Linked DNA regions of Mus musculus: region 1 is linked to region 2. A link is a loop called in an ENCODE intact Hi-C map of the cell type or tissue named here. Cell type or tissue: heart. All regions are shown on one strand. Region 1 holds the start of Nbdy (negative regulator of P-body association). Region 2 overlaps Klf8 (Kruppel-like factor 8).

The links. Peaks named below come from ENCODE experiments on the same cell type or tissue, not always from the same donor. Only the 100,000 strongest peaks of a DNase experiment are listed, where the experiment ranks them.
Region 1: it touches region 2 in a loop (8-fold over the local background); 11 of 42 quality-filtered maps call a loop at or near these places.

What each region holds. Positions count from the first base shown.
Region 1 is chrX:153,722,092-153,724,591 of GRCm38, reverse strand. It overlaps Nbdy (negative regulator of P-body association), which reads right to left and starts at 1,038. Exons shown (of 4, transcript NM_027327.1): 1 at 655-1,038. In heart, no CTCF peak of the experiment used is centred here; a DNase peak (open chromatin) is centred at 971; H3K4me3 peaks cover 1,921 bases; H3K27ac peaks cover 1,063 bases.
Region 2 is chrX:153,388,311-153,390,810 of GRCm38, reverse strand. All of the region lies in intron 7 of Klf8 (Kruppel-like factor 8), which reads right to left. Among named protein-coding and RNA genes, the nearest start is that of Klf8, 30 kb to the right of the region's middle. In heart, a CTCF peak has its summit at 1,350 (motif pointing left); no DNase peak of the experiment used is centred here.

The DNA of each region.
Region 1 (2,500 bases), 330 kb before region 2:
CCCACCCACAAATTCCCCCCTCCTCTTTGATGGCTCTTGAAGACTAACAGGCTCCATCAAGAGCCATCTCCATCCTCCATGATTCCTGAATACCTTGAACAAGCACATTTTTATGGTACTTGGGTTTGACCATCATATTATAACTTGTTTTCACTTACTAAATACCATCTTACACAGAAAAAAAAAAAACCCAGTTCTCAAAGCTCACTTTACAATCTCCTCTGGGCACAGGCATTAGGCCTTTAGTACATCCTTACACTTGGTCTTGGGCTAAGCATTTTTAAATGGAAAAAATTTCAATATATACACAAAAACAGAAGAGTATAGTAAATCCCCACCCAGTTTTAATTTATTAGCCAGGGAACATTGTGTTAGTATCTCACTATACCTTGGCCTGTCATGAAAATCAAAACACTGCAGTTTTTAAAATTACAATTAACTCATGTAAAATATCTTAATTACTCACCGCAATCAAATACCTATTTCATCCAAGCATACTTTTTTTTTAAAAAAAGAAAGACTTTTCAATGCCTGTACTTGTTTCTTTTCTCTTTGAATTTGTGGAAAGAACAGGAAAACAGGGAAGAGCTGGGGAAAGGCATAATTAAGTTTCAGAGAGCCTGGATGTCCCAGATGAGAACGAAAGAATCTGACCTGATTTCGGCTGGGAAAAAAATCTATTTCACTACTTCTCCGGAGGAGGAGGGTGCGACTTGAGTCCAGCAGATGCAGGAGGAGGCGCCGAGGGGAGAGTGCTACTACCTCCACTGGGAGTCCCTTCGGGATAATCCCACCGCGGAGCCAGGACACAGCGCTTTTTTGGAGGCTTGGGTTCCCGCGTATTTCCTGGTGGGAGCGTGGATCTCCCGGAGGCACAAGGTTGGTCCCCCATAGGTATGACAGGACCAGAGCGTTAGTTTTCTCTGGTGGGCCCTGGCAAGGCCGAGATCTGAGATGGCGGATCCCCTCCAGGCACGGGGCTGGCTTCCTCCTGGTTTCGCTGTTACCGTATTTCCTGTATCCTGAGACGTATATCCCTTCTCCGCCTCCTCAGCGCTCCGTTCCCCAGCCCACTTTAACCTTTCTACGAGAATGGAATGCAAAGAGAAAAAAAAAAAAAAAGGAGCGCATTTAATAAAGTGCTTTTCCACAGCACATCTCTCTCACAGTTTAATTAGTTGTATGGAGAGTTTTGTACAATTTAATTTAAAAAAATACTAATTTGCTGTAACTTGCCAACGGGGCAGGTGTTAATCAATGAGTGTGTGGCATGGTCGCGGGAGTGCTGTAACCAAAGAAATCAAGCGTTTTACACTGCAGTCCCTTACGCACAGCACATCACAGAGCCATGAAAGGGGTACAACCATCTAGGAAGCTGTGTACAAACACGTTGACTTATTGATTACAGTGTTAAAATTGAAAACCGGTTGTGGAAAATGGACGCACAATAAATTCATCATAAACCAAGACCTCTGTTTACTTTATAATTTTAAAATTTTGTCATCTTTGAAAATTCACTGTATTTTTTTTTCTCATTCCAACAGCCAAGATCTCTTTGAAAACAGACAACGGGTGACACTCCATGTTTAATCGGCAAGATTTTATTTCTTTTTTAGGGTTATGGAAAACAATGACTCATCTTACTATTGTGGTATGTTATATTCTATGTTATATGGTAAGGAACCAGAAACAGTTACCAGAAGGTTCACAAAACAGAGAAAAAGCTTCTGAATTTCTTTGACAGGCATCGCTCCATAACCTTAATGTCTCTGCCACTTGCCTGTGCATAAATGAAACCCCACTTTTCCACTACCACCCTCATTGGTTTATAATGGAGAAATCTCAATCTATAATGTCACACAAACTCCGAACCGCCTCCAAGCTCTGTTGTATTTTATTAATTGAATTATTGGAATTTGGGTTTCCACCTATGATAATTTATGTGCAAAATGATACCACATTAAGGATAATCCGTTCAAACCAGTTACTGCCATAGCTATCTCACACCTTTAAGATGGCTGCCTTCCCCCCAAGCACCCAGCACAGTCTCTTACATAAATAAGGTACCAATAGATATTTGGTAAGATTCAACAGCCCTACGGGTTTTTTTTTTACTAAAAAAAAATTAAAATCTAATAACATCACTTCTATTTTTGCCTTTCCTAACTCCAATATGTAATATGTGCCCCCAGTTAAGTCCTTACAGATCAGGGTATCAACTGCTACTACTAGAACCAGAAAATCCTAAGGGAAAAAAACAGTGAGGAATATTAGAGAGAATGCTTTAGAACCAGAAGAACATTTGTACTTAAACATGATAGCAGTCAACATCCTAGGAGTAATAGTTGAAGTTATGGGTGTGGGTACTATGCCAAGAAAAAAATAGAGACAGAAATAGAACTGAGTACAAATGGAATTCTGGTAGGTCATGGCAGATGGAAGAAAAGCTGTGACAAAGTTAAAGGAAAAGTAAGCAAAAAAATCAGAAGGCTGTAGCCTA
Region 2 (2,500 bases):
CATTCCATGGGCAAGCACCAATCCCTGACACTATTAATGATACTCTGTTATGCTTGCAGACAGAAGCCTAGCACAACTATCCTCTGAGAGGCTCCACCCAGAAGCTGACTGAAACAGATGCAGAGAGCCTCAGCCAAACACTGGAGCTGGGGGACTCTTATGGAAGAGTTGGGGGAAGAATTGAAGGAAATGAAGGGAACAGGAATGCCACAGGAGACCAACAGAATCAACTAACCTGGAACCTTGGGGGCTCCCAGAGACTGAATCACCAACCAAAGAGCATACATGGGCTGGACTGAGGCCCCTAGCACGTTATGTAGCAGATGTACAGTTCAGTCTTCATGTGGGTCCCCCAACAACTGGTGCAGAGGCTATCCCTAAAGCTGTTGCCTATCTCTGGAATCCTTTGCCAACTGGGCTGCCTTATCTGGCCTCAGTGGGAGAGGGATGCACCTAGCCCTGCAGAGACTTGATGTGTCAGGGTGGGGAGGGATACCTAGGGGGCCCCACCCTCTCAGAGGAGAAGGGGAGGGGTGGGGGAAGGACTCTATGAGGGGGAACTAGGGGGCAGCAATAGGGATGTAAAATGAATGAATGAATGAATAAATAAATAAATAAATAAATGGAGAAAAATGTCTATCAGTCTTTGTTCTTCTACCCCTCCTTTCCCCATTATAAAACTTCCAAGGCATTTACAGCTTTGCAGTTTTAATGTCTCGTGCCAATCAGATTTTCTTAGTTTCTTTTAACTTACTGCTAACACCTACTAACCCTCTCAAGTGTTCACTAATTAACTGTATACCTGTTAGATAATTGGACAACAGAATGGGGTCCAGGCTGACTTCACAGGTTTGGAGTAGTACCAGGAAACTATTTGGTTGATTAAAAATGTTAGTTACTGATCATTTCAATATTCAGAAATTTTTACATTAGCCTGTAAGAAGACTGACACACACCTGGATATTTTAAGACTAAAGATAACCTAAGTGTAGTGGTACACACCTTTAATCCCAGACCCATAAGGAAGAAACAGAGTGATCTCTGAGTTCAAAGCCAGCTTGGTCTACATAATGAGTTCTAGACTAGGTAGGACTACCTTGTCTATCTCTCTCACCAAACAAAAGGGAAAAGTCTAGACAGTTACACATGAGTATTGACACTTAAAAAGGAGAATATAGGGAATATAATTTTGTTTTACTTTTATTCGATATGGTAGTAGCCCATCTCCACACTTCACAACAGTTTCACTATGTGTAGAATTTATTATAATTGTTCAAGGATTTCTCCTAGGAATTCCTATTTTCACTACACCCAAATGAATAATTGGCTTGTTAAACTGCTGCCATCATGTGGCACTCTGAGCTCACTGCACCCTGAAGAAGTCTATTTCTTTTTCTTTTTTTCTTTTTTCTTTCCCCCCAGGTTTAAGAGTTCTCTGGTGGAATTTTTTTTATTAGATATTTTCTTTATATACATTTCAAATGCTATCCCGAAATTTCCCTATACCCTCCCTCCACCCTGCTCCCCTACCCACCCACTCCCACTTTTTGGCCCTGGCATTCCCCTGTACTGGGGCATATAAAGTTTGTAAGACCAAGGGGCCTCTCTTTCCAGTGATGGCCGACTAGGCCATCTTCTGCTACATAAGCAGCTAGAGACACGAGCTCTGGGGGTACTGGTTAGTTCATATTGTTGTCCCGCCTATAGGGTTGCAGACCCCTTCAGCTCCTTGGGTGCTTTCTCTAGCTCCTCCATTGGGGGACCCTGTGTTCCATCTTACTGTGGTTAAAGAAGCTTGTGTTCAAACTGAGGTCAGTGTTATCTAGATATACACCAAAACCCGATGAGGACACATCAGAAAAAAAAAAAAAAGCAAACAAACAAGCTACAGGCCAACAGCTTTGATGAACATAGACACAAAAATCCCCAACAAAGTATTTCAAACTGAATTAAACAGCATATAAAAATAATAAGCCATGGTTAACTTGTTTTCATTCTTGGTGTGTCAGGATGGGTCAATGTACACAAATGAATAATGTAACACAGTACATAAATAGGATCAAAGATAAATATCCCAGGATAATCTTGATAAATGTGGAACAGGACTCAGATATAAGCCTGGAAGAAATTAGGAACAGGAGGATCACATCTCAACCTGACAAAGGACACAGTAAGCGTATAATCAGCATAATTCTGAATGAGGAGAGACTAAAAGAGCTTCTTGTAAAAAATAAATAACTAAAACAAAATGTATACAAGCCACACTCTTTTTAAATACAATACTGAAATTTTATGCATGGCAATAAGGTAAGAAAAATAAGAAAGAAGAAACAAAGAAAGATAGGCTGAGAAGGTTCAGTTGGTAAAGGTGCTTGCTACCAAGCCTGGCACTTGAAAATCCATATGGTGGAAAGAGAGAACCAACTCCTGCAGTTTGTCCTCTGACCTCCATACAAATACCTGTGGCACAAGCACCTACCCAACACACAATATAAATTGA